Linked DNA regions of Mus musculus: regions 1, 2, 4, 5, 6 and 7 are each linked to region 3. Evidence: chromatin loops called from intact Hi-C (ENCODE). Cell type or tissue: heart. All regions are shown on one strand. Region 1 has its middle 11 kb from the start of Gm19276. Region 2 has its middle 40 kb from the start of Gm19276. Region 3 holds the start of Rai14 (retinoic acid induced 14). Region 4 holds the start of Brix1 (BRX1, biogenesis of ribosomes). Region 5 overlaps Rai14 (retinoic acid induced 14). Region 6 holds the start of Gm10389 (predicted gene 10389). Region 7 overlaps 4930556M19Rik (RIKEN cDNA 4930556M19 gene).

Region 1 (4,000 bases), 100 kb before region 3:
ATGCCACATGCTCAGGCTCCACCCATTCTGGAATCTGAGCCTCCTCCTGATACCCTGCCTATACAATCTCTTTCTGGCTGCCTTCAGATCAAGATATAGTCCTCTCAGCAATTTCTCCAGCTCTACATCTGCCTGAAGGCTGCCATGCTTCCTACCATGATGATAATGGCCTGAATATCTGAACCTATAAGCCAGCCCCAATTAAATGTTTTCTTTTATAAGAGTTGTCTTGGTCATGGTATCTCTTCACAGCAATGAGATCCTAAGACACCATTACTCCATCAGATAGATCACTACGAAGTAGACCTGACCCAAAGTAAAAGTAGTATTTTTGAGCATAGGTCTTAGACTGGATTGTCAGTGTGGGAATCCAGGCCCAATTTTCACCACATATGTCTTTACTATGATTAACTTTCTCTGTGTTATACATTCTGCATTCTTAGAGCTCAAGTCACATAATAGGAGGGAACCTCAGTTGAGAAAATGTCTCCCTAAGATTGGCTCTTAGGCAAATCCGTATGGCATTTTCACAATTCGTAATTGGTGTGGGAGGGCCCAGCACACTATGGGCAGGGTGACCCTGGGGAATTCCTGGGTTGTATTATACAACAAACAGTGTGAGTCACAGAGAACTAACCAATAAGCAGCATTTCTCCCCGGCCTCTGCTTCAGTTTCTTCCTCCTGACATCCTTCCATGATGAACTATAAACTGTTTTTTTTTTTTTTTAAGGCCCTTTCCTTCCCAAGCTACTTTTGATTGTGATATTATCATACCAATAGGAAGCAAGCCAGCACAGACCCCACCTCACAGCGCTGTATTATGACACATGGTGAACAGCATGGAATTGAGATGATGGAGTCATCAAGTAGTTTTTGGCTGTATCCAAACCCACAAAAACTGGGGGGAGGGGGTAATTAAACCCTGGCCATGCACAGCCTCTCCCTAGACCACCCATGAAAGCTTTTGAGACCCTACCTACTCCACTCAATGTCAAACCCGGACAGCAGTAGCCTTTCCTTTCTACACCACAATAGAAGCTCATCCTTAGAAAAACATGGAGGAACTACTAAGATTATCCTTCCATCACTCTGCTCAAATAAAACAAAACCTGTCTGCCTACCCCTCCAAGGAGCCATCCTGTGAGGGAGGGAGAGGATGTGCAAATAGTGACATTCCCTGAGAGAGCTAGAAACTGACCCTCTAAGGGATGTGAATGTGAGATTTCATGCCAATGCCACCACTCCAGAGGCATGAATCCACAGTTCAGAAGGGAGGAGAATTCCAACAATTCCCAGAAGGAGTAATACAGGGCTGTCTAACAACTGCATTCAGCCAAGAGGAGATGGGGAGGGGGGAGGGCATGAGGGCTGGCAGTAGGCAACAAAGCCATCCTGAAGTCCACATCCTGGCCACAAAGCATCCCATCTAGTCAAAACAAAACTTGATTCAAATTTCTTCTTTCCCAGAGGATGTTGGACCTGGGTGTGTCATGCCACTGTATCTGACGCACTTCTTTTGTCTAAAAACCACCAGATTTCTAAAATCCTGCCTGACTTTTACCTGGACAAGTTTGGATAATGCATGGGTGTTTCCTTCTAACAATGTCCCCTCTCCCAAGCCACATCCGCCTCTTTGGGTGCTCCATTGCAGCCCAGTGTGGGCAATCTGTGCAAAGTCTACGTTTCTCCTCTTCCTGCTGAGGTCTGCTTCAGAGCCTGCCGGACTGGGTGGAGTGTATGAGTAACCATGGAACCAGCTGCTCGCTGCAGGCTTCTCATCCTTCCCTGGATAGAGTCTGTCCTTTAGAGTGTTTAGCCTCAAGGACCGCATCAGAAGCCAGAAGGGTTCCCCTGGAGGAAATGGAAGTGTTTTTCATGGCTGCCTGCCACAGTGTGCAGCAGGAAAAGGGAGGGGTTCTCTTTGGCAACACGCTGGTGGCCGCCCAGCCAGCCCCTTCAGGACCTGTGTTCTCATTTCCCAACTGCAGGGTGTGTTGGCTGCTGGCTGCTTATAGATGAGTCCCTCTTCAGGAATTGCCTCCTGCCAAAGGCTACACCCTTTCCTCTAATATCTTCTCTATAAAGAGAGACCCATGTAGGGCACAAAGCTTCGTCAACTTTACCTCAGCAGGGTCAACTCTGCAGTGCCTTCCCAGCTCCAGAGCAGAGGCCCTGATGCAGCCGCTTCCTTTCTTACCTTCTCCCATTGCCCAGTCAGTCTCTTAGCTTCTCTCCCAGGACTTGTTCCCAAAGCACTTGAGTGAAAAGTTTAGCCTTGGTGTCTATTTCTTCATCTCTAGCCTGTACCAGCATACGCAGGCCAGACAAAGTAGGATGAATCTATTCTACTTGCAACACCAGAAGGAATTTTTACTCCCCAATGAGGTCCTAGCTCCCTGAAAAGGATTGAGCATCCTGGTGGCAACTGAAGAAAAAAGTTAAACTCAGAGTTTGATGGAGTTAGCATGCATCTGGTTACAATGACAATTAGCACATCCAGTAGCTCAAGAAATAAAGCTCTTGGGACTGAGGTTAAGTCTCTCTGCAGGTAATGTGCTTTTTGTAGACACATGAGAATATGAGTTGCAGTCCCCAACACCCATATAAAAGCTGGATGTGTTAACACATGCTTGTAGTCCTAGGACTTATAGAAAAGACAGGAGAATCACAGGGGTTTGGTGGTCAGCCAGCTTAGCCAGTCAGTGAGCTACAGGTTTATCCAGAGACCCTGTCTCCAAAAATAAAGTAAGGAATATTTAAAGTACTGATATGAACCCCTGACCTTCCATAGGTGTACACACACACACACACACACACACACACACACAAAAATAATAAATATTTTTAATAGAATACATCTAATCAAGTAATGGTTAGTCAGATCTGATGACGGCCCCAGTGTCGAGCCCAGATGGATGTAGACTGCATGGTGGTATGTTGGCTGTGTTACCTTTACGTGGTTATAGTTTTCTCATTGTACACAGAATTGTTTGAAAGCAACTAAGAAACAGGAAACAGGATGCCCTTTCTGCCTTCCTTCTGTCAGGAAGCAAAATCTTCACAAATTACTTCAAACTGACTTGCCTACTTCTTATTGGCCATAGCTGACCACATAGTGGTCACTAAAGCAGTGAATGGAAAAGGGAATTTGAATGACATACTTGACTAAGGTGGGCTTCCCCAAGGCCTGCTCACCAGCTAAGATGGAGCCAGGACCTTCTTCCTGTCTGTGCAGCTGACTAAGAGGCTATGACTGACAACGCATATTCTTAAAGTTGGTTTCACATAAACTCTGCACCTTTCCAATATCAAACTTCCATGTTTGACTGAAACAGTTTCCAATGAACTATTGGGAAATTTATTCTTTAAAAATATTTTACTTTTGTGTGTGTGGGTGTTTTGCCTGCGTGTGTGTCTGTGTGCAGTGCCCTTGGAGGATGTTGGAGCTCCTAGACCTGAGTTGCAGCCAGTTGTTAAAAGCCAGGTGAGCAGTCTGTCTCCTTGGCTTTTTGAAGCTAAGGGTCCTTAACTTGCGCCTGCAATGTTTCATTTCCTTTGATTTGACCTATTGTTCTAACAAAAGGTCTTTGGAGAATGACCCGGCCATCCAAAAAATTCAGTGCTTCTCTCTTAACAAAGCTCTAGAAAGTGCCATGAAGAATATTCTATAAATGTCAGACAGTGACATTTATATATGACTCATGTCTGCCGCTGCCAGGAATTCCAGAGAATCTCATACTGCATTAAGACTTTCAAACTCGTGACCAAAGTGGCTGCTTTGTCTACATCTTCCTCTCTGTCTTCCAAGAAAAAAACCTTTTTGATACTGGTGAGGAATTTGAAGAAAATGGCCCTCCAGGAATTTGAGCATGATAGGATGACCATATTTCCAGGTACCCAGAGACTGACTTGTCAGTGCTGCCTCCCTACTTGTTCCTATGGTCCTCTGTGGAAGGTTTTGTGGCCAGTGACTCAGTCACCAAGTCCACACACTGTCCA
Region 2 (4,000 bases), 150 kb before region 3:
TAATAATTTATAAGCATATTGATTACAGACTTGCTACGGCTGACTCCCAAGTACCACTGAAGTGACATCATCCTGGAAGCCACTTGCTTGTGGAGTGGCTGCTTTCTTGTATATGTCAATATTTCCATGGGAAGGCATTAGGAACTGGTCTTCTTAACTGGATCCTCACTATCCACCAAACATTCACTTTGCCTAGGAACCGTTGAGTCAGAGGGCAGTTAGCACCTTGATGACATAGCATTCACCTTTCTCTGTGGCCTTCACTCCAATGTTCTTTCTTCTTTATCAGGAACTTGTTTTGATATTTTATCCTCTTTCTCTGCCTAGTCTTAAGTCCCAGTTAATATAAGTAATGAATCGTCCATTTCAAACTCTTTGAACTTGTATCATGTATACAGTTGGCTTATCACTTTACATGATTAAAGTGTATGGGAATATATATATATCACTTATATATATTCCCATACACTTTAATCATGTATGATTTAGTCATGTATACTCATGATGTCTAGATTGTCGCATGTATATTAAACTTGGGTAATATTCAAATCACCTATATATGTATATACGTACATATATATTTAAATTTAAAAATTTAAAACTAACAATATATATTTATATATATTTTGAAAGACACGGAGTGAAAGATCATGTATCTATATGTTGACAGTAACTTTTCAGTATTAGAAACGCTTCATTTGCTTATTTCTCTTCATTTTCTTGTATGCTTCCCAAGTTTCCAACAATACTCAAGTATTGTTTTTATAGCCATAGAGAACCAGAGTGCGTGATTTGGGGATGATAATAGGAAAGCATTGTGTGTGTGTGTGTGTGTGTGTGTGTGTGTGTGTGTGTGTGTGTGAGAGAGAGAGAGAGAGAGAGAGAGAGAGAGAGAGAGAGAGTGTCTTAGAACTGGTAACTGAAATGACCCTTAACTAATTTTCCACCTAATGGACACTAACATGATTGATGTCACCTAAACATTCACTTCTCATTAACAGAGCAGGGAATCCTGGACAAATCCTATCAGAGCCCGAGGAATCAATCAGGATTATCTGCAAACACTTAATCCCATGCACATCCTGTTTCCGGGACTTCCCAGGCGCAGGCATTGTGAGCCTTCCAGGCAGCTCCTGGGGGCCCTGGAGCAGCACTTGTGACGAAAGCTACCACAATGAAGGGCTGCTGACGTCAGGATTGGAGACGTCCCAGATTTCCTCCCCAGCAGTCAAGAGTCAAGGCGTTGGAGATCTTGACCGTGAACCGCCGCAGGCGGGAGAAACCACAGTACAGTACGGTTAAGTTGGTGTTGCCGATAAAGAGACAGAATAAATAATGTTTAGTGTGAGTGCATCTCAAACATTGCCCAGGATTCACTTATACTAAAGGATTAGTTATCATTTCTCTGATGTTCGAATTTAACTGAACTTTCTTACTGTGCTTTTAGTTGTTGGATATGGTAAAATGGAGAGCCTTCGCTGTCCCCTTCTGATTGGTTCGCTTTACTTATTAAACGCAGCTTTCCTGTGACCACTTATGTTTTATAAATACATGTGCCAGACCATTCTGATCACGTTGCTGCTCTAAGTAAGCCTGGCAGGTAATAAACAAGGAGGGACTAATGCAGAAACTTGGACTGGGCTGGCTGTGGGAGGGAGAGCCTCCAGTATTCTCCCTGGACACTGAAAGCAGTAAAGAGCTCTCGTGGTGATTGACAGGACCATTTCTTGACCGTTAGCTGGCCTGGTTGTTGTACAAAGAAGGTGGTGGTGATAGCAGGCAGTGAGCTCACTACCCTGCCCAGACTGGAGCTGTTGTTCCTCTGAGTACGAAACTGTCCGGGGGCGAGAGAATTGGGCAACGAGAAAGAAACCGCGTGTGAGGTCGAGCTTGGGTCATGGCCTTGCTTCCCACAAGGCACCTCTTGTCTCTAGACTGGGGAAGAACTGATGCAAGGCAGTCTGAGACTGAGAGCCGTCTATCACTGCAGGTGAAGTAAACAGCTAGCCAGCTGGCAGAGTTTGAGGGTCTGACCCAGCACCCTCCACTACCAGCAATGTCTCCCAATCCCAGTCTTTGGTCTCACACCTTGGGGACATCAGGTCATCTGGACTAGATCCTTCCAAACAAGTACATGAGAAAAGACTCTTTACCTGACAGTTTCTTTATGGATCCTGTCTGCCCCCTTCTGGCCTCTGCAAGCACTGAATGTATCTACTGCACAGACCTGCTGACAAAACCCCACACATATAAAATAAAACCAAAGACTCAACCTAGCAATCTATTTAGTTACTGTGAAGAAGCAGATGCTGTGCGGTTCTGGTGTGCGTTCCCTCTCGGTCTGCAGCTCCCTCTCCCCACCTCAGCCCGAAGAGCTTTCAGAGAAGCCAGGAGAGTGTTATGGGTTGGATGACATCATTCTGAAATCCTCCCCTCCCCCACCCCCATACTTCAGAATGTGACCTCAGCTGGATATAGGTTGTTGTAGATTATTAAGTTAAGATGAAGTCATTAGTGCAGATCTTGATTAAGTACATGTGCGTGGCTGAACCTTTATGCAAGTCAGAAAGTTGGACACAGAGGCAGACGCACAGAGGGAGACTGCGATGTGGAAATGCAGGCAAGAAACAGGGCGATACATTTTCAGGAGAGGGAATGTCAGTGAATTACAAAGGATCACTAGGAGCTGGAAGGAGGAATGAGTCCTGTCTGGGAGCCCTTGCACTTCAGGTCCCACAGTTTAACACAGTACAGTTCCCTTCTTTTGTCAGAGTAGCCCAGGAAACATACATATCACCTTGACCACATCGTTCTTCTCTTTGCTTAACGTTCATAGAGGCATAAAGAACAAAAATGGCTGGAGGGTGAAGAGGAGAGAAGTGGGCGTGGGTGTCTCACAGCAACCTCAGAACTCCGAGCCTCCGACTGCTGTTGGGCCAGAGCCCAGAACTTAAGAATTTCCCAAAGTGAAGAAGGATTTGGGGCTGCCAGGGACTGGTCCTTCGGAATCAGCCCATGATCCAACAGAACTGACTGGCTCTGACTTCCCACATAGTTCAGTGCCTTTCTTTGCTGCGTCCCCATTGTTTCTCCTAGAGATGGGGTAGGTCTTTGGCCTCTCTAACACCTCAGGATTCAATCTTCTCCCATCTCTAGTTTTAAAGGCTTCTAGCTTCCGTTTCCTGTTTTACTGGCCCCGCCCTGGTTTTGCTGTTAGCACTCATGTGTTGACACAGAACCCTCATGGGGACCCTGGCCCAACTTCTTTCTCTTTTTACGTGTCTGTGTTTACAATATGTGCCCGTGTGTATGTGCTTGTGCATAGGTAGAGTTGTAAAGGCCTGAACTTGCCCTCGCGTGTGCTCCATAGGTTGTGCTCCATAGGGTTCCGTTTTGCGGAGGCACGATCTCTCGCTGAACTTGGAACTCTATTTCTAAGTAGTCGTCTAACTAGTCTAACTAGTCGTCTAACTAGTCTAGCTAGCTAGCTTGTTCCAAAGATCCCCATTGTCTGATTCTCAAGCACTAGGATAATAGGCAGCCTCCACACCCACCTGGATTTTATGTGTTCTGAGGATCTCCATCTTGCCCCACTGAGCCATTTCCTCCAGCCCCAGCCTTACCCCATGTAAGTCCCCAATAACAGAGCAAGGATGTGAGAGGCTGTGTGGGAATCATGGGCGAGAGCAGAAGGCAGGGTGTAGAGAAAAATTACTTGGCTCAAATCAAAATAACAGGAGCAATTATTCATGCCTTGGATTTCCTAGGCACTTTTGTATATAACTCCTTTAAATACCATATCCTCCCAGAAGAAGACTGTTAAGGCAGATACCATTGGGTGGGGGGTGGGTGGGGTGGGGAGTTGTTCTATTGTTTTTGAACATCTTCATGTTACAGCTGAAAAAACTGAGGTTCACAGAGTTTTCAGAACCTGACTTAAATCACACAGTTAAAGAGGAAGGAAGACAGTAAGTATCTGACTTTCGGTTGTCTGGTTTAG
Region 3 (4,000 bases):
AACTGCTTGTGAGGTTCCTGCAACAGCTTGTGGTTTCTGCGGCAGGTTGGTGAGCCCGGCAGGTTCCTCAGGACTGAGATACAGCTGTCTAGTGTCTTCTTACTAAAAGAACTAGACTGTAGCTGCTGGTTTATGCCTGGTGTCTGCCTGCCTAGAGGACTGGTCTACAGCTGCTAAGTCATATTTGGTGTTTGCTACTGAACTGCTGCCAAAGAAGATTGAATTTGCCCCCCAAAACTATTGCTAAGCAGGTCCTCTCTCCCCATATCCTAATAACCTTTCTCTTCCACTACCTCTACTGGGTGGTGGGCTAGAGGAGAGGTTAAACCCGTAATAAAAATGGGTTACAAAAAAGTTATACCTACCATGTAACCTGTTTATCCCATCAGATTTTAACAGTCTTTAGATAGCAGTTACTCACTTCATTCTGGCAGCCAATTCACAGTCCCAGACATGTTCAAAACCTGAGCTCGGTTAGCATTTCTAAAACTCCTGGGCAAAACAAAAACAAAACAATGAGAAGACGTTACTTAACCCCAAACCGATTTCTGTGCAGGAGGAAGCATTTTGAGGGTTGTCTAAGGAAGGTTGAAGACTCTAGAGTACACTGGGTGTTAATTTTGAGTTTGAAAAGATTGAATCTGCAAACGGTTTTGGCACAGTCTCCCCTCCACACAGTGCCTCACACACATCAAACTTGCTGATGGGGGCTGAGTTATAAACTAATGAGGGTAGCACACAAGGCACCTATGGGAACAGGGCAGCGTGAGAAAGGGGTCTTTTCAGGTGACCAGGAAAGATAAGCAGAGGCGAAGACTTGGGTGATGAAAGGCTGGTTAGAGAGACACTTGTTGAATAGTTTAACTACAGTTTGTCGTCGGTTTCCTAAACAATATGCACACACTGGCATTTCCAAAGGAGCCTTTGACAGGCTGTACCACCCTCCCAGCTGCCTCTGATTCAACAAAAAGCAGATCCACAGGTGGTTACCTTTCCTCCAGCTGGAGGATCGGTAGAAGGTACTTAAATACTCTGTTGGTAACTGATTAAAGAACCCAAGATCAAAACCCGGTTAGAAGAAATGGCCCACACTACACAGGGTGCTGTCAATTGTTTCTTTTAGTGTGGTTTTTAGTTCCACATCACATGTGTAAAAGTGTGTATCTTGCTTTGAATTGGCTCCCCACTCCCACTCCCCTGCCCCGCCCCCCCCCCCCAGGGATTCTTTTTGATGTATGGTACTTAGGAAGTAAAGACTATTGAGCTAAAGATGAAGCTTTTGTTTTCTAGTTGGCAAGTTCGCTTGTGAAAGCTAAGGCAAGGTGTTCTCTTAGGGAAAGGAGTGAAGGGGTGGGGTAAAAAAAAACAAACAAACAAAAAAAAACAAACCACCCGATCCGATGGTAACACACAAAGTCAAGATACTGTACACTGATTGCTGTTAGGGTGACTCTCACTTCTGTTGGAACTGGTTGTTTTTCCTCCTTACTTCAGTGGACTTACAGGCGATCCTAGCAAAAATAGCTAGGATCTGCTTACTCTAGAAACCTTTCTGTGCGAAAGACACAACACCAACCAGGAGTCCCATGGAGCTTTGGTGAGTCAAACTTTTTACGATCTAGCTGGCTAGTGGGACTAAAATCCCTGCTTAAATTAGGGGAATAATAGTGAGATTTCAAACCCTCAGAATTAATGGAAGGGTCGATTCGGTTCAGAGGTCCGGTCCTGGTGGTCTGGGGGAGGGAAGCTTTACCGGATCTCAGGACTTCCAAACTCAAGACACCCCGCTGAGGGCGCTCCTGCCCCTATCTAGCCGGCCAGTCCAGGCTGTAGATAGTCTCCCAAGCCCTGAGCAGAACACAACTAAGTTTTGTCTTACACCTGAGGAGTGTTAGGAAACAGTCGCTCCAACCAACTGGTTTAGCCCAGAAAATGTAAGTACATTCTGGTTTACTTTCTTTTCGTTCACACTGGAAATGGAACCGATCTCAGTCTGGTTCAGAGGGGGCTTGGGTCGGTGACTCGGCTTTTCCTAAGACTACAGATAACTTTGGAAACTGACCAGAAACAAGTACTTTTTCCGAGCCCTTATCCTACCCCAGCGGTGGAACCCGCATACCGCGGATCTCACTAACTTCAAGTTAAGGTGTGAGACAGACCCACGCAGAAGGATTCCCACGATCCGCAGAAACGCAAGCGTGGACGTCCGGGACGCGCCGCGGGCCGGGGCGTGGGCGGTCGCAGAGCACCTCCCGCAGGTCCAGGGAGCAGCTCCGGGGCCAGGTCACCTGACTCCCGGAATTTGGGGCCGCGCGGAGTGGGAGTGGCTAGCAACTCCCTCCTGGAGCCCACGGGATCCAGGTCGGGGGCCGGCGCCCGGCGGCCACGTGGTGGTGCTGCCGTTGCCCCCGCCCTGCCGGCGGAGCCCCGGAGCTGAGCGCCCACTGACCCCGCGTCGGGAGGAGGAGGAGAAGGAGGAGGAGGAGGAGGAGGAGGAGGAGGAGGGACCCAGCGCAGGAAGCCGAGCAGGAAGCGAGCCCGGCAGCCGCACTTTCCTGGGGAAGCGGCGGGCGGGACGGCCAGCGGGGCCAGGAGCTGAGGCCGCCGCTTGGATGGGGTGAGTGGCGGCGGCGAGGCTGGGGTGCGGGCTCTGGACTCGGTCCCCGCCTTTGTGTCTGGGGCTGCGCAGAGCTCCGGGCGCCGAGAGGAGCGGGCGGGAGTTTTGGTCTGGACAGAGCTTTGGCCGCTCACTGACCACGGAAGACAGTTGGAAGGGGGGGTGGGGTGGAGGAACGGGAGGATAGTGGGGATCTGGCAGAAAGAGAGAGAGGTGCGACCTAGTTTGGAAAGGGGGTTCGCCTCCTCTGGCGGTCTGGTGCGGGACAGTGGCGCGGGGTGTCTGCGGAGGGAGCGCGGGTGGGAATGAATGACCGGACCCGAGAGGACGCTGTGGCTGCGCCCCCGGGGCAGCCCGTCCCACTTTCGTGCCCTGCCCCGGGTCCGGTGCCCCAGTCCTTGCTCCCTGGCTCGACCCACCTCTTGACTGAACTTGGAAAAGCCGGAGACGGGAGGTGGGAGCGAGAGACGCCCGGTGGCTCTGGAGACCCACAGTCCGCTATTGTTCCTTTACGGACTCAAGGGAGCTGGTGAGCTGTCTGGAGGGCGCAGGCGAGACCACCCTGGGCCTGCCACTACCCCTTACCCCCAACTCTCCTTGTCATTTTCCCCCACCACAGCTCCTAGGAGGGCAGGGAGGAGGATGCTGGAGTTGGGAAACATTCCAAGCTGCTGGGCTTAGGTCGGCATCCTTCGCGACCCGTCCGGGAGGGCAAGCATCCATCCTTCTTTCAACTCTCGCCTACTGTCTTGGGCCAGTTTGTGTCGCCAGTTTAGGTTCTGCAGTTTCCAGTAGTTTTTCATTTTGGATTTCACATTTCCTTTGGTGGAGGGGGGTTAAGTATGGAAAGGCAACAGATGGGGAGATTAAAGCAGATGGAGCCCACTGTGACTTAAAGAGGCAGGGGTGACCTCACAGAGGCCTGAGCTTTATATAAAGCCAGGCTTTCTTTTCTAAGGAGCCCAGCTCAGCTCAACTTTACGTCGTTACCAAGTATGCAGATGCAAGGCCACTCACTTCGTACCTGCTCCTTCCCTTCACTCTGAACTCTGGTGATTTGAATGCTATCGGCTTTAGGAAGAATAGCGCAGAGCAGAGCTGCCTGGGACTAGAAGACTGCTTATTGTCTGGGGTATGAGATCTCAAGGTTGTGAAGGCTGGCCTAGAGAAGAACAAGGTTTGTCCCTTTAGCGGATCTAGCGTTTGCTCTTTTAGCGAGAACTTGCATCTCCTATGGGTTTGAACGGAATTGGAAAAAAGCCTGTGAATCCCAGGGAGGTTGGACTTCGCTTTGTCCCACCAGTGCTGGGCCCTTGCTTACACGTGAGAAAGCGAGTCGTTTTGTTTTGTTTTTGACTGATGGGTTTAATTTTTAACTGTTAA
Region 4 (4,000 bases), 230 kb after region 3:
ACTCAAGGCCCTGTCTACAAAAACCAAAACTTAATTATGAACCTGCCAGTGCAAAGCCATGAGTTACTTCCCTATGAAATAAAACAATTCTTGGATTCTTCTAGTCTTATATACAGGGCAACTGAATTTCCTAATTAATGGTCAACTGAGAGTGAGCAAAATTGGCTTCTCCTGCTTCTAAGTAGACGTTAGTTCTGAGTAAGTCAGAATACATATGTAATTAAAACGTATTTCACAACGTTAAAGGTATTTCATGAATTTAAAGTCTTTTGATCTTAAACTTACAATCTTGGAGCCTTGTGTGATGATGAATATTGTCAACTTGACCGGCTCTAGCATCACCTAAGAGACAAGCCTCTAGGCATGTCTGTGATAGGGATTTGATGATCAGGATGAGGTGGTGGGAGCCCCACCCTAAATGCAGGTGGCACCATTTTAAGAGCTTCTGTGTTAGACTGGATAAAAAGAAGACAGCCACCTAAGCTCTTCTCTGCTTCCTGCCCGTGGACACAATGCCACCAGCCGCCTTGTGCTGTTGCTTCGCTTCCAGGTTCATCCTTGCCACATGGACTACACACTCCAACTGTGAGCCTAATTAATAAACCCTAAAACTGCTTTGTCAGTCATTCTTTTCACAGCAAAAAGGAAGGTAAGGTAATAACATACCTTGCCTATTAGGATGACCTAAAATGAATAAATACCTTCACAAATATGTAAAGAACTAAAACAAACATTCAACTTGTAGTTTAAATATTTATGTCCTATGATTATAACAACTAGGAGGAAAATGAATTGGAAATCAGTTTCCCTTTATTCTTTAAAAATTTAATTCATATATACAAATGCACCCCCTAATTATTAGGGCCTAATACTTCCCTCCCTAGGACTCCTCAACTTGTTCCAAAGAAATGACTTTTCCCTCCCCTAGCTGCCATCAGCTGCCAAAAGCATCTCTACTAGGGGTGGGGCCTCACTAGTCCTTCCCTGAGAAGTTAGTTTTCTAACAAAATACTGTTGGGCTTGGGGCCGTAGCTCAGCTGTAGTCGAGTGCTTGGCTAACACGTATGAAGTGCCAGTTTCAATCCCCAACACCACATAAAACTATAAATGGTTGCCTATCTCTATAATCTCATCACTTGAGGCAAGGGCAGGAAGATAAATTCCAGGTTATCCTCAGCTACACAGGGAGCTCAAGGCCAGTCTGGGATACATAAGACTCTGTTCCAAAAAAAAAGATTAAAAAAAATTAAAAAGCTTATATTCTAGAAACCTTCCTGTATGTATTTTCTATTTTTTTAACCATAATAAATACTTTTATGCCACAACAATAGTAGTAGCAGTAGTTGTAGTAGTAAAATAGTTCACCTGGTGTAGGACTTGATCCAAAAATAGATAAACAGTCTAAAAGGATAGTTAAGTTAATTCGAAAAGTAACAGATTCTTCCTGAATGACAAATTCCTGAAACACGTCAGCCTATGAGAAAGCAAACATGAAAACATGAAAGTGGATTATATTAAAGAATGAAAATTCACACGTCTATATTTCACTTTATGCTTAGAAAGTAACAATACTCTGCCAACTCCATGAGAGTATTTCTCATTCCCAACTAAGACATACTAAGTTTTCAACCTTTCCCCACTTGAATACTACTGAATGGTTTAATCATTAAACGTGGAACACTAAGTGATGGCTCATCAGTTAAGAATACTTGCTAATCTTCTAGAAGACACAGGTTTAATTTCCAGCACCCACACGGTGACTAAAATCCTTTTGTAACCATTTTCAGGGGATCCAACACCCCCTTCACAGGAACTTGGCAGGAACCAGGTACACGCCTTTTGGAGACATTCATGCAGGCAAAACACTCATACACACGAAATTAAGAAGCCAGGAGCTGGAGGTTGGCTCAGAGGTTAAGAGCACTGACTGCTCTTCCAGAGGTAGAGGTCAATTCCCAGCAACCACATGGCTCACCACTATGTGTAATGGGTTCTGATGCCCTCTTCTGGTCTGTCTGAAGACAATGTACTCACATACATAAAATAAACCTTTCTAAAAATATTAAAAAGCCAAACACCACAAAGTTACCACCCCCTAGTAAGGGCTCTTCATCTTCATTTCTGTATCTAAATTTAACACCTATGTGAACTTGCCCTAACTCTGTCTTGTGCCTATCCCTTAAAGCTAAAGTCACTTAAGGATAGGATAATTCAGTGTCAGGCAGTGGTGGTACATGCCTTTAATCCCAGCACTTGGGAGGCAGAGGCAAGGCAGAAGCAGGCGGATCTCCAAGAACTTGAAGCCAGTCTGGTCTATAAACCAAGTTCCAGGTAACCAGGGTTACATGTTAGACTCTATCTCCGGGGGAAAATGCTCCGAGGAAAAATTACAGCCAATAAGAGGAAAAACTAAAACGTGCATGACAATAATACTGTAAAGAGTAAATAGGGTTCTCGCCCTAATTCAATCAGTTGTAAGACTACTGAAAATTAAATCTGGTGCCACTATGTCAAACGAGAAAGTGTCTATATGTGTAAAGATTAAAAGAGGAAAATGGTGAGAAGAGTCATTAATAAACTATCACTAGTAATCGTTATCTGTGTGAGACAAGATGGGGAAAGTATTTGTTGGCAGGAAAGAAAAAAAAGTAACGACATTTTGTTCACTAACTTGAGTTTTGTTGAATTAAGTCCTTCCAAATTCATTCATTAGGGAATGCTTTAAAAATGTCTTCACTCCCCCATACCTGAATAAAGGCATTTGCTTGCACACACTTTGCATTCTCCACTGTAACCTTGATTCCGTTTTTGGTAGCAAAACACGTGGCGTGTTCTCTGAAATGAATGGCTTTCAAGACAGTGGAGAGATTCCTAACGTTGTCAAGGCTGGCCACTAAGCAGTACTGTTCGTACTCCTCTTCATTGTACTGGGTTAGGAGAGGCATGGATGGTCCACGGTACCGTCGGCTCCGAGAAGAAGGATGCTCCTCTTCCGGAAGATGTGTGAAAACCTGAGACACGGAACAACAAACCTCGCTATCAGTGCGGACAGGACTGGCGACCTCAACCCGAGCCGAAATCGAGATCATTCTATTTTCATGTCTCAAAACTACGGTATTCTACACTGAATGCAGTTCACAGGGTAGCTCTAAAAGGCGCGGGTAACCGGGCTTGCTTAGCACCTCTGAGCGCCACCAACCTGGCTTGCAGGAGAACGCGACTTCGGCCCGCTCGCCGCACAGCGGCCACTAAGGGAGCCCCTGGCGCCAGGCTGTGGGTGACGTCCGACCCCTCAAAGCCCCTGCCACCCCAGCCCCAAGAACACCCTGAGCGTCCAAAAAGCTAGCAAGCCAGGCAAACAGCTCCCGCCACCGTTCAGATACGCAACCACCTAGGCCACCGTCACCACCGAGCCGCCGTGTGCCTAGAGAGTCTACCTCGAGACCGGAAGCGAGCGCCTTGGAGCCGGATGACTTAACTCACAGCCTAACGTGGGCTACCATAGAGATCGGAAGGCAGAGCGAGCGGCAGAACCGGAAGTGCAGGCAGCGACCGACGCGGCGAGGCGAGATGGCGGCGACCAAGAGAAAGCGGCGTGGAGGCTTGGAGGTTCAAGCGAAGAAGCCAAAAAGGAGCTCGAAAGATGCCGGGCAGCCAGCTAAGCAGGCCGATGTGGCCAAAGAGGCGGAGGAGGAAAATAGAGATCGTATTCCAGGTCCGGTTTGCAAGGTAAGAGGCCCGACTCCCGAAGTTGGAGTCGGCGCTCTGACCCACCTTTGGGCCACCGAAGCAGCGAAGTGACTCCAGTCAAAACTTGACAGGATCTTATGCTTAGGGTTCCCTGGAGGGACTGGACAGTGTTTATGTCTAATTTTCGTGTAGATGGCCTTCTTCCTGGAGACAGCAGTTCGTAGACCCTAAGCCAGTTAACAGGGAGTTGATTTAATGGGTGTTTAGTTCCAGGATCCTTGTCTTCCAGTTACTGACCCCCACCCCGCCT
Region 5 (4,000 bases), 130 kb after region 3:
GCATAATTAAAAACACAGTCATTAAAAACCATTCCATAGCTCAACAATAGCTCACCTAGAACTGATCTTACCAAACCGAGTTGACATTTCCAACCAAAACAACAACAAAGCTTTTCTCATGGCTGCACAAATTCTTTTCCTGACTATAAAAGCAGTATTAATCTATTTTAGAAAGTCCATTAGGCCTTATTCTACCAATTCTGTAAAGTATGTATTTAGAAAGTATTTTAAAGAAGAGGGGGGACCTCGGTTATAATGACTGTTTACCTAGGCATCCCTGGGATGTTGTAGTTGGACAGGGGAAATTTCTAACTGTTAAACGAATCCCTCCTGTGTAGCTGGTTGTGTATTTACATCCTCCAACTCGGACTTATTAAAGGTGAATTCTGAGGCCCACTCCCGCACACTGCCACTTCCTTTACTTTAGGCCGTATCAGTAGACTTTTGAGATGAACACTCATATAGGCAACACAAGGGAATCATGGTCCTGTATTAGCGTTCTGACGTCATCTAGTAAGATTGTGGCTGGAGAGACACAATGCATTGCAGCCAGCAATACCGTGAATTGTAACTCTCAACAGTAAGGTGGGCTCTGGCTCCTAAACAACACAAAGCAAAGCAAGATTTCTTTAAGTGCCAATTTAGAATGGCTGAGACCAAAGGTTGATGAGCATGCAATATAGTCGAAGTACATCTGTCGTTTTCTCCAGGTGGGATTGTAAAATGTTAGCTATTTTGTATGTTTCACAATTCCTTTACAAGTTAAACATGTGCCTACTCTATGATCCAGCCCTGTGTGTTTTCCCAACAAAAGGAAAAAAAAATGTCCATACAGAATTGGATACTTAAATGTCCCTGTCTTATTCACAGTAGCCTAAGCTGAATTGCCATCAGTACTGAGTGGATGCAGATAATACGATATATCTGTGTGAAAGCGTATCACTCAATGATGACGTGCAGAAGGGATGAGCTGTGTGGCATATAAACAGCACCAGACATAGAAAGCCGTCAATAATAATAATAATAACAATAATAACAATAAAAACCAGCTACACATATACCCTTACTGTGTGGCAGTCCATTGTAGAAAATGAAAATCGGGGAGTCCTGGCCGCCTGGGGACAGAGCAGGCAAGGATTGGCTGTGAGAAGGAAACCTTGGGGATGACTGATGGAAATCTGTGGTTGCCATGGTGCTGCTATCTGTGCTATAATCATTTGCTATAATCTCATGAAATTGTCAACTGTCATTTGAGGCAGTTTGCCACCGTTCGTATCTTTTACAGCTGAAGAGAAAAGGGCGGGACAGCCATCTTTTATCAAGTGTCAAAAATAAGCCACTGTGCTACCAGTGACCAACTCCGTATGTTCCTGACACTGTAGCTCACCTAGATGAAGTACAGGGATTTCTGGCAAGGTGTTGTATTGAGTGAGTTCAAGGAACCTTGCAGTAATTTAACAAAGTTTAAGGACAAACAAAGTCTTAAGGGCATTAACCATCAGTCCAAGACCATGAAAATTTTTATTCCCTTACAAAATGTTTTCCTCCCAGACAGCTCTTACGTATTACTATGTCCTTTAAACGGATTAATAGCAGAAAATTTAACAAGTAATAGATGTAAAAAAAATCATGTTTAATATACTTAATTAGTCAATTCATGACACACATAAATACTAGTTCTATTTAACTATATTATAAAAAAAAAAAAAACAAAACTCTGCTATCTCAGGTTTTAGGATAAAGTCCAGAAAAAAGGCTGCTATATAAACTATAATTTAAAATATAACTACAATTTCTAAAAAAATATTCTGAGAGTATATCCTCTGCAATTTCTGAAATTTTCAAAACTATACTTTTATAAGTAATTGTCTCTTACTTGCATGTATTTTCTTTTATTTGCATATATTTTAACTGCCTGTTTTCCTGTTGTGACATTTTCTATCATTTTACTAGTGGATTCCCAGGAGACCTTCTTTCTGCGGTCAGACTCAAGGAGAGTAGTCAGTGTGACACTTAAGTGTAATGAGCACGATATTCAGGAAAATTCCTTAACTGTCATTTGTGTTTCTACACACAGGCTGAGATCAGCTCCATACAAGAAAACAAAGACAGGCTGAGCGACAGTACTGCAGGTATGAACAGGAAAATCGCCTTTCCTGCCTTTGACCACATTTAATTTCTTACATGTTTACATAAGGAGAGCAGCGTCCAGTCAAGCCCTCTGTGTAAGGTCATGAGAACCAGCTCATGCCTGTCCCAGGACTGCCAGCAGCGCACAGGCGTGCTTTCTCCACTAGGAGGGGTTTATATGTTAAAGAACTAAGCCAGCAGTGCACAGGCGTGCTTTCTCCACTAGGAGGGGTTTATATGTTAAAGAACTAAGTTTGAGTGTAAAAAAAAATTCCATCTTCAGTTCTCACTTCCCATTAGTATTTTCTCTAATTAAGAATGCGGCAGTAAATAGTGTTGGCAGAGTAGCAGCAGTGCCCGGAGGACTCAGAATTTCCTGTCACCTTACGATTGTAGACAAGTTCAGATACCAGTTACTGTACCTCCCACTAAATGCACAGCAGTTGTTGGACCTGTTTTCAGTCTTAGTTATTTAGTGTGTCAAAAATAAGCTATCAGATTGCTATAGCCTGTGTATTTCATCTTATGCATTTACAGTTTGGGGGTGCAGGCCACAGGTCTCAGGCTTATAGCATCTCACTCTCATTGTACCCAAGCAGCAAGGTATATCACCAAGACAGAGGGGACTCTATAGCCCTGCTGCTCCCACTAGCTAACTTTAATTCCCACCGTGGGCTCTAAGTACATTTAGGTAAAGAAAGTGCCAGTAAGTCAAATGCAGTCGCAATGGCTTCACCAACACAGGGGCTAGTCAGTGGTGCCTTTTTTTAAAATCATCTTATTTATTTACATTCTAGTCCAATTGTGCCTTTTAAAGATCTGTCCTAGGACCCCAATTCTGAGGCTAGCCTGTGCTGTATAGTAAAACCCTCTCTCAAAAAGAAAAACAAAAAAAAAAAAAAATGAAGAAGTCCCTTTTAAAGGAGATGCAGATAGATACCTATACCCACTGTGTTGCAAAGAATATATCTTTAGAATTCTATTGAAATGAGTCTATAGGATTTCCAAGGTCCCCTTTTCTCCAACATTCACTTTCTTATAGTGTATGTTCTATAAATGTGTGGATTTGTGGACTTTAGAAATTTAATTTTCTGGGGCTGGTGAGATGGTTCAACAGTTAGAGTACTGGCTGTTCTTTCAGAAGTCCTGAGTTCAATTCCCACACGGTGGCTCACAACCATCTGTAAGGGGATCTGATGCCTTCTTCTGGCCTGCAGATTTATATGCAGCAGAATACTCATACACTAAATACATTTTTAAAAAAAAGTTAAATTTTCCAAATCTTAATTAATGTAACTGAGTAAATGTTCCATTGGATACTTTTAAAAGAATCTATTATATTGTAGAAGAAACTTCAATTTCAGTTGCTTAGGATTGTTCTCAGGCTCTCATTATGTTAGTTCATCTCCCCCAAAATGAAGACCCCACCCCCACCCCCAGACTTCATGTCAGAGGGACTCAGAGAGCATCACCTAGTACCAGACATGAGAAGAGAGGGACTCAGAGAGCATCACCTAGTATCAGACATGAGAAGAGAGGGACTCAGAGAGCATCACCTAGTACCAGACATGAGAAGAGAGGGACTCAGAGAGCATCACCTAGTATCAGACATGAGAAGAGAGGGACTCAGAGAGCATCACCTAGTATCAGACATGAGAAGAGAGGGACTCAGAGAGCATCACCTAGTATCAGACATGAGAAGAGAGGGACTCAGAGAGCATCACCTAGTATCAGACATGAGAAGAGAGGAACTCAGAGAGCATCACCTAGTATCAGACATGAGAAGAGAGGGACTCAGAGAGCATCACCTAGTACCAGACATGAGAAGAGAGGGACTCAGAGAGCATCACCTAGTACCAGACATGAGAAG
Region 6 (4,000 bases), 120 kb after region 3:
TAAAAACTCTGAAACCTCCAGGTAATGTTCTTTCAGGATGAGCATGTTTGGAGGAGAGGGAAATGAGGGGTCAAACATATTGTGGAAGTATTTAGGTTTCTAGAATGTTCACTGCTGACTGAGGGCTGTCTTTTCTGGGTATCTGGGCCTGAGGTAATCTAGTCTGATGTGAATGTTGTGGACCCGGGGCATTTTGCACACCCGTGTCAGCTAACTGCAGTACTGTGAAGCCTGGTGCTACCACAGTCCTGACCAGTGCAGACCAGAACCTGCAGGGAGCAGCGGTTAGAGCCTCTGAGTGTTACCTGTGGGTGCGATACCCATGGTCACACTAAATGTATGACCTTAATCTCTAGAGAAATAGTCCCTTCTTTGTGGGAGAAGAGTTTATTCCTCCTAGCTGTCTTTGGCATAGCAATTAGGAACTATGTAAGGAGTGTGTGCTATTCAGAGAGGTCTTGTCTAGCATCATACTTCTTCCTGTGCCTTGCTCTGAAGGTTTGAGCTGTTCAAGTTTTAAATGAAGGTCTTTGAGGCGCTTTACATCATAAATGACAACAAAAGCTAAGGCAAGAGGAACTCACTGGCTGCCAGTGGGAGTGTGAACTGCAGCTACTATGGAAATCAGCATAGGGGTTTCCAAACAAGAGAAAAACTAAAGTATCAACTACCGCACCACCCCTGAGATTTCACCCAAAGGACTTACCACAGAGAAACTTGCAGTCCTCGCTTATTGCTTCTGTAATCACAAAAGCACAGAAATCAGATCAGCCTAAAGTGCCCATCAACAGAGGAATGGATAACGAAACTCTACTGCATGTACACAATAGAATTTCGTCCATCTGTTCAGAAAAACAACCCTGAAACTATGAGGCTCACAGAAAAATAGCGTTTTGTGGTAACCCAGGCTCAAAAGGGCAAACACCACATGCTCTCTCAGATGTGGGTTCTGGCTCCTCTAATGGTTATCTTGTGGGTGTAGGTCATGAAGCTAGAGAGCAGACCTGAGAAAAGAGCAGAGAAAGAAAGTAGCTTTAACCAAGAGGGTTGGAAGGATGCTAAAACACATGACAAGAAACTAAAGGGGGGAATATTTGGTTGGGAGAATAAGAAGGAAGAGCAGGTCTGGGGGGAAATCAACCAAAACTAATATGCAAGAAAATGGTGTAAGGAAACCAGGTAAAAGAAAATGAAAGTTGTTTTGGGTTTTTGGTGTTTGTCTATTTATCTATCTATCTATCTATCTATCTATCTATCTATCTATCTTTAATGTGGCCACTCCCCAATGTTTACCCTTCAATCCACGTAGGTCACAGTGCTTTGCATGTCGCAGCCAAGAATGGCCACCCAGAGTGCATCAGGAAGCTTCTTCAGGTAAGCAGGTGACGAAGGCTACGGATGTCACTTGATTTATTCTTAACTTAAAGGTAATCTTACTTGTGAAAGGAGAAATACTTCTCAGTACACACCCCTTTGAATACTGTCCTCCAGCCCATGTGGAAAGAATGACTAACAAGAAGATTGTCTCCATGGCAACATGACTAGCCGAGAAGGCGCTCCTCACTAAAATTTGAGTTTTCTTCCTAGGACCCGCCTTACTACCCCCTTATTTAGTTCCTCTTTTCTGAAAGTCAGGTTTTCATGAAGCATTTTCCAAACTGTAGCAAACCCTGGCTCTGCAGCATCCTGTTGTTCTCTCTGTAAATTGCTCGTGGGGTGCAGTCCCTCCAGATAAGCAGTTGCAACCATTCCGTCTTGGTGCGTAGTGTGATGAGCTCTTAGTTAGTTTTTGGTTCTTGTTAGAGTGCATGGTTTTATTCTTATTTATAATTGTTGGCCAAATCCCGGGTTGGCTGGCTTTGTCGGGAAGTTTATCGTGATCCCCTAAGGTGCTGACCTCCGTGAATTTGTTAAGACGTGTATTTCATGAACCAGCCCCACAAGAGCATACAGTAATGTCCAGCTGTTGCTAGTCAGAGTGCAAGCTGGCTATTTTCAGGAACAGCATGGAGCAATAAAGTGTTTGGAGTACTGTCTGTCCCGTCAAGCTGTCGTCCTGGCTTTCACAGACACTCTTGGTGAACCAGCATCTTGCTTTTGTTTGGCTTTGAAATTCTAAGGCAAAAACAGTGGTCACATCCGTCAACTTGTTCCATTGATCAGGCCGCTCTTCCGTCTTGCTTTGCACGGCGCCCCGCTGCTGCGCATTCCAGGAGTGCCTAACTTTAACAGGGTCTTTGAAGCAAATTTCAGGAAAAAAAAAATAGATCAGTGTTTGTGGTGTTGACTTAAGAGAATTGCTCTTGACCAGTTAATGTGGAGATTTTCTTACCTTCTCTAGGACTAGGTCCTCAGGATGAAGGGGGAAAAAAAATGACTCTCTTGCCCAGAGTGCCCCACATCTATACCCTGAGCTCTACCTCACTTTTAAAAAGTATGTTTTAAATTCCCATTCCACTGCAGCCCATGCATCTGGCTCTGATTTTAAGGAAGATTTAACCTGACAAGCTCGAAGTCCTTGTGGGCTAGGACCAGATATTCTAGCCTCTAATGTAATTTTATATCTGGTTATGCAAATGCCTTGGTTTTTCTCTGAAACCTTTGAAGCCTTTAAACAGTTCCTTGTGCCTGGTCTAAAATTAGGCCGGAGCCTGGGTAAGTAGTGACTTGATCTCCAGTCTTCTGACCACAGCAGAGTAAGCACTGCACTTGAAGGTAGCCCATTCTTACCTCCTCTGGCTTGCACTTCTGAGCATTGTTCTTTCTAGATCACTGTTAGCAATTCCGCCTTCCATGGCTTCCTGCGGGTCTGGCACTAGGTCCCAGACCTCTCAGACCTCTTGTTCAGCTCTGTGCAAGTCAGGCTGTGTATAAAGGAGGCTCCTTTGTCTCCTGCTGTCTTACCCCCCAGTACCTTGTGCGTTTAGTGTTCTCTCTGAGCCTTTCTTTGCTCTTGTACCCCATGCCCTCGTCTCTCTATGCCCTGTTGGTTTGCTGGAGATATTTCTGCTCTCCAGCTGTTACTGTTTCTGGAGTCCTGCAAATTCAAAGTGAACTCTTGCTTTTCCATGTTAAGTCCTCATATCAAGTGCTTCCAGGGTACTAGGCTTGGTGCTAAGTGTTAGGTATCTACCAGCAAGCAGGGCAGTCGCTATGTTGATGGAGTTCACTGTCTGGCTGTTAAGGAAAGGACTATATGTCACAAACTGCAGAGCACTTAGAAGGAAAGTAGTGGTTTCTAGGAAAGCCCTCACAGAGAAGGTGTTGCTTAAGCTGAGATCTCCAGTGTACGAAGTACCAGCGGAACCCATTCCACACAGAGCAGTACTACACGGGATGAGGGGAGGCAAGGTCCTACTGGGAAGCGGGTGGAGTCGGGGAGCCAGAGACTGAATCAGAAGCAGAGAAATGAGAGAATGTTGTACAGAACTCAAGTCCCTTTGTGTGTTGTGATGGCCAAGCAAAGCAATCCTAGGTTCACTGTGGAAGTGTGAAGGGCAAACAGTGACCTATATATACAGTTTTGTAAGATGATTCTTTTGTATAGAGAAGTGGTTAAGATGGGTCAAAACAAATGAGACCTATTGGAGGCAAGATTCGTTTATCATGTGAGCTGCCTGGGGCTATGATGTGAAGGTAATAAGAAAGAGAAGAGGCTAGCTCTCATTAGGAGAAGGGATCTACAGGATGTGCTAGGTGAGATACTGGAGGAAGAGGGGGGAGGAGAAATCAAAGCTAGATTGACTTCTGTCTCATTGGGTGGATTGACAATGGTGGTTGGTGTTCACAGAGAGAGTAAATACTTGGGGAGGGGCAGGCTAGGGATGGAAGAGTGGAAAACTTCCCTTTTGAGTGCTTATGAGATGTCAAACAAGTGAGTTCTTGAGCCAGGGCACTCACAGATAATGCTTATATGTGAACAAGAATCCAGACTCCAACAGGATCAGATCCTGGCTTCACCACTGCCATAATTCAAGCAATTTATTAACTTATTTGTTGT
Region 7 (4,000 bases), 56 kb before region 3:
CTTGTGCTGTAAGATCGAGAATCGACAAATGGGACCTAATGAAACTCCAAAGTTTCTGCAAGGCAAAAGACACCGTCAATAAGACAAAAAGACCACCAACAGATTGGGAAAGGATCTTTACCTATCCTAAATCAGATAGGGGACTAATATCCAACATATATAAAGAACTCAAGAAGGTGGACTTCAGAAAATCAAATAACCCCATTAAAAAATGGGGCTCAGAACTGAACAAAGAATTCTCACCTGAGGAATACCGAATGGCAGAGAAGCACTTGAAAAAATGTTCAACATCCTTAATCATCAGGGAAATGCAAATCAAAACAACCCTGAGATTCCACCTCACACCAGTCAGAATGGCTAAGATCAAAAATTCAGGTGACAGCAGATGCTGGCGAGGATGTGGAGAAAGAGGAACACTCCTCCATTGTTGGTGGGAGTGCAGGCTTGTACAACCACTCTGGAAATCAGTCTGGCGGTTCCTCAGAAAACTGGACATAGTACTACCGGAGGATCCAGCAATACCTCTCCTGGGCATATATCCAGAAGATGCCCCAACAGGTAAGAAGGACACATGCTCCACTATGTTCATAGCAGCCTTATTTATAATAGCCAGAAGCTGGAAAGAACCTAGATGCCCCTCAACAGAGGAATGGATACAGAAAATGTGGTACATCTACACAATGGAGTACTACTCAGCTATTAAAAAGAATGAATTTATGAAATTCCTAGCCAAATGGATGGACCTGGAGGGCATCATCCTGAGTGAGGTAACACATTCACAAAGAAACTCACACAATATGTATTCACTGATAAGTGGATATTAGCCCCAAACCTAGGATACCCAAGATATAAGATATAATTTGCTAAACACATGAAACTCAAGGAGAATGAAGACTGAAGTGTGGACACTATGCCCCTCCTTAGATTTGGGAACAAAACACCCATGGAAGGAGTTACAGAGACGGAGTTTGGAGCTGAGATGAAAGGATGGACCATGTAGAGACTGCCATAGCCAGGGATCCACCCCATAATCAGCATCCAAACGCTGACACCATTGCATACACTAGCAAGATTTTATTGAAAGGACGCAGATGTAGCTGTCTCTTGTGAGACTATGCCGGGGCCCAGCAAACACAGAAGTGGATGCTCACAGTCAGCTAATGGATGGATCATAGGGCTCCCAATGGAGGAGCTAGAGAAAGTAGCCAAGGAGCTAAAGGGATCTGCAACCCTATAGGTGGAACAACATTATGAGCTAACCAGTACCCCGGAGCTCTTGACTCTAGCTGCATATATATCAAAAGATGGCCTAGTCGGCCATCACTGGAAAGAGAGGCCCATTGGACTTGCAAACTTTATATGCCCCAGTACAGGGGAATACCAGGGCCAAAAAGGGGGAGTGGGTGGGCAGGGGAGTGGGGGTGGGTGGATATGGGGGACTTTTGGTATAGCATTGGAAATGTAAATGAGTTAAATACCTAATAAAAAATGGAAAAAAAAAAAAAAAAGAAAACAATTCCAGGTCATTCAAAAGGAGACTTAAGTAAGCATGGTCTCCAGCTCTGCTTTCATGTTCTTCTGGACAGAGCAAGTGGCTCCACCCCCATCCCTCAAGGTAAGAAAAGCCAATGGCGGCATCAAGTTGGCAAAGTAAACAAAAGAGGTGTGTCTAGGTGAGTCTAACAGAAACAACATGTAAGCACTGAACAAGTTTCTTAGTCAATGCTGGTGACTTTCAAAAGCCTTCAGTGCCTATAGAAAAGCCCACATCTAACTGGACTTTTGGCTTTGCTGTTTATATGCCTACCCAGCCAATCACCTAAGCTTCTCTCATCTTGGTGCTTCTCTGCCTCTCAGGCCAGGGGAGCAGAACGTTCGGGCTAAGTGTGTGTCTCACAGGAGAAAGGCTAGCTCCTCCCTCTGCCTGCAAAGCTGGTAAGGCCCAGCAGGAAAAGGCTCATGTCCCTGTTGTGAAATGGAATGTACCAAAAGGGGATGTGATTCATGTCTGTAGACGACACATAGTATTCCCGACAGCTGATCAGGAAATGCCATTTTGTGTCTGGTGAAGCCTCTTCAGAAGTTTGATTGAGACTTGCTTGGAGCAGATGTTTTCAAGTTAGTGCTTATTATCATCTATTCAAGGACTCAGTCTGCTCTCACACTACGTCTAAGAAAATAGTTTACATCCTTGTCTCTCCCTGCTGTCTGTGTCTCTCTGTGTCTCTGTCTTGCTATCTCTCTGTCTGTGTCTATGTCTCTCTGTGTCTCTCTCTTTTCCACACACATGAGTGCACACACACACACACACACACATAAATTTTCTGAGAGATACATCACACAGCATGAGGCATACTTTAGACTGGAGCATCTTAATTATTTTCAAGACAGAATGAGTTTCTCTTCATTTCTAGGCAATTCAAAAGATTTAAAATGAACAAATAAATCCAACTCTCAATTTGTGCTCAATAAATAAGAGAAGGCCAGGAAGTTGGGGGGGGGGCCAGACATCTACAAATCAAATCTATTTACAGCTTGTCTGTGGCCTCTCCCGAAGGAAATGAAAGCTGACCTGCTTACTGGAGAGGGATTTTTTATTTATTTGATCATTTGTGTGCTTGTTTGCCTTGCAGGGAAACACCTAAATTTTCAAGAGGTCTAGATGTCAAGGAGTTGCTAGATCTTCATAGGAAATGTGTAAGTCTCAGGGATGACTGGTTTATTGGAAAGTTTATTGGAAAGGATTCCTTAACACTTAGACAGAAATGAGCATGCATGTCTTAATGAAAGCAAGCTTTTCATTGCCAAGGGAACCCAGGAGGATAAACACTTCCCAGGGACAGAGCAGAGCAGGGCCTCTGCTCCTAGAGTAAATCATGGCTGACTGGTTGGTTAATACCGACGTACTTTAAATTCCTCAAGATTTAGCACAATGATAAACTGGGTGTGTTTAGGCTTTTTCTTCTGTCTCCCTGCTTTGAGGCATGTCTCACATACACACTCAGGTATGTAAGGAACCGTCCCCTACTCCATCCCTGTCTCCTCAGCCCACCAACCCTGAAGTCACTGCCAGCTAAGGAGCAACAGAACATTCATTTCATTTTGGAGATGCTCCTATTTAAACTCAGAAGAGCAGTGCACAGGCAACTCTTCCACCCGTCTTCCTGTCATCACCCTCGCTTCCTTTCCTGAGCGAGACCAAGGTAGCAACCGTGGAGTCACCCATGTCTCCCCTTTTGACATTGATCATGTCTGGCTCTGGCTTACTTCTTTAGCATAGTGCTTGTCCTCTTGGTGCCTTCCATCTCCCTAAAGGCACAACTTGCCTGTTTGACCCTGTAAGTCTTCTTGCTATGCAGTAATTCTTGTGACTTTTGTGGCTTTCATAGGCTCCTTACCCTTGCCCTGTCCTCTTTGCTACATGTGCTAGTACACCCTTATTTTAGTAAGCTCAGTTTTCTCTTACACTGGATGGGCTTGTTTCTGTCTCTCCTCTCTATCCTCCTGCCCCCGCTGACACTCCTCGCTTGTCCAATTTCATTCTCACTAGAAAACCAGCTTCTCGTTAAGCCCATTCTTGTGACTTTTCAGCCTTCCTGTTTTCTGCGTTCTCCCAAGATGCTGAACCGCGGCCACTCAGTTTAGCAACTGACTCAGTACAGTTCAGACTTTGTGTGATTCATGTCTTCCACTTTAGTATAAGCCTTCTCAAGACAGACAGCTTAGTTTTGGCTTCCATATATTTTGTGACTAGACAATTGGTTTGGAAGGGAATATACGATTCAAGGACTATTTGTTGAAATGGCTATGAGGTATAAAGGCCTTTGGGGCCACCCAGTCCAGTTGTGATGATTAAATCAGTTACTTTCTGAAACCTCCAAGTGATGTAGACACATAGTAAGTCTCCTGCCACCTACTCACAGTGCAAGTAAAACCTTGGAGTCTCAGTTTTCTTATCTTCAAACTAGAGGGGGCTAATACTTGACAGAGTTGCTATAAA

What was found. Hi-C counts contacts between places; a loop is a spot of excess contacts. Peaks named below come from ENCODE experiments on the same cell type or tissue, not always from the same donor. Only the 100,000 strongest peaks of a DNase experiment are listed, where the experiment ranks them.
Region 1: it touches region 3 in a loop (10-fold over the local background); 7 of 42 quality-filtered maps call a loop at or near these places.
Region 2: a loop joins it to region 3, with 5 times the contacts of the local background. A loop is called at or near these places in 15 of 42 quality-filtered maps.
Region 4: a loop joins it to region 3, with 2.4 times the contacts of the local background. A loop is called at or near these places in 8 of 42 quality-filtered maps.
Region 5: it touches region 3 in a loop (3-fold over the local background); 2 of 42 quality-filtered maps call a loop at or near these places.
Region 6: it touches region 3 in a loop (2.1-fold over the local background); 4 of 42 quality-filtered maps call a loop at or near these places.
Region 7: it touches region 3 in a loop (2.7-fold over the local background); 3 of 42 quality-filtered maps call a loop at or near these places.

The regions. Positions count from the first base shown.
Region 1 is chr15:10,816,276-10,820,275 of GRCm38, reverse strand. No RefSeq gene overlaps it. Among named protein-coding and RNA genes, the nearest start is that of Gm19276, 11 kb to the left of the region's middle. In heart, a CTCF peak has its summit at 1,979; a DNase peak (open chromatin) is centred at 1,875; H3K27ac peaks cover 1,149 bases.
Region 2 is chr15:10,867,218-10,871,217 of GRCm38, reverse strand. No RefSeq gene overlaps it. Among named protein-coding and RNA genes, the nearest start is that of Gm19276, 40 kb to the right of the region's middle. In heart, a CTCF peak has its summit at 2,209 (motif pointing left); a DNase peak (open chromatin) is centred at 1,187; H3K27ac peaks cover 909 bases.
Region 3 is chr15:10,713,140-10,717,139 of GRCm38, reverse strand. It overlaps Rai14 (retinoic acid induced 14), which reads left to right and starts at 2,509. Exons shown (of 18, transcript NM_001166408.1): 1 at 2,509-2,617. It overlaps 4930556M19Rik (RIKEN cDNA 4930556M19 gene), which reads right to left and starts at 2,304. Exons shown (of 7, transcript NR_045063.1): 1 at 2,160-2,304; 2 at 366-492. In heart, a CTCF peak has its summit at 1,811; DNase peaks (open chromatin) are centred at 2,379 and 3,169; H3K4me3 peaks cover 2,586 bases; H3K27ac peaks cover 2,507 bases; H3K27me3 peaks cover 1,411 bases.
Region 4 is chr15:10,485,464-10,489,463 of GRCm38, reverse strand. Brix1 (BRX1, biogenesis of ribosomes) reads left to right here and starts at 3,527. Exons shown (of 10, transcript NM_026396.3): 1 at 3,527-3,729. The coding sequence starts at 3,571. It overlaps Rad1 (RAD1 checkpoint DNA exonuclease), which reads right to left and starts at 3,446. Exons shown (of 6, transcript NM_011232.3): 1 at 3,200-3,446; 2 at 2,748-3,011; 3 at 1,366-1,474. The coding sequence starts at 2,945. In heart, CTCF peaks have their summits at 2,016 (motif pointing left) and 3,235; a DNase peak (open chromatin) is centred at 3,443; H3K4me3 peaks cover 1,902 bases; H3K27ac peaks cover 1,409 bases.
Region 5 is chr15:10,581,914-10,585,913 of GRCm38, reverse strand. It overlaps Rai14 (retinoic acid induced 14), which reads left to right. Exons shown (of 18, transcript NM_001166408.1): 13 at 2,078-2,132. Among named protein-coding and RNA genes, the nearest start is that of Gm10389, 16 kb to the left of the region's middle. In heart, a CTCF peak has its summit at 2,332; no DNase peak of the experiment used is centred here.
Region 6 is chr15:10,597,094-10,601,093 of GRCm38, reverse strand. It overlaps Rai14 (retinoic acid induced 14), which reads left to right. Exons shown (of 18, transcript NM_001166408.1): 5 at 1,310-1,374. It overlaps Gm10389 (predicted gene 10389), which reads right to left and starts at 801. Exons shown (of 3, transcript NR_033541.1): 1 at 707-801. In heart, no CTCF peak of the experiment used is centred here; a DNase peak (open chromatin) is centred at 1,933; H3K27ac peaks cover 706 bases.
Region 7 is chr15:10,769,460-10,773,459 of GRCm38, reverse strand. All of the region lies in intron 5 of 4930556M19Rik (RIKEN cDNA 4930556M19 gene), which reads right to left. Among named protein-coding and RNA genes, the nearest start is that of 4930556M19Rik, 57 kb to the right of the region's middle. In heart, no CTCF peak of the experiment used is centred here; a DNase peak (open chromatin) is centred at 1,949; H3K27me3 peaks cover 342 bases.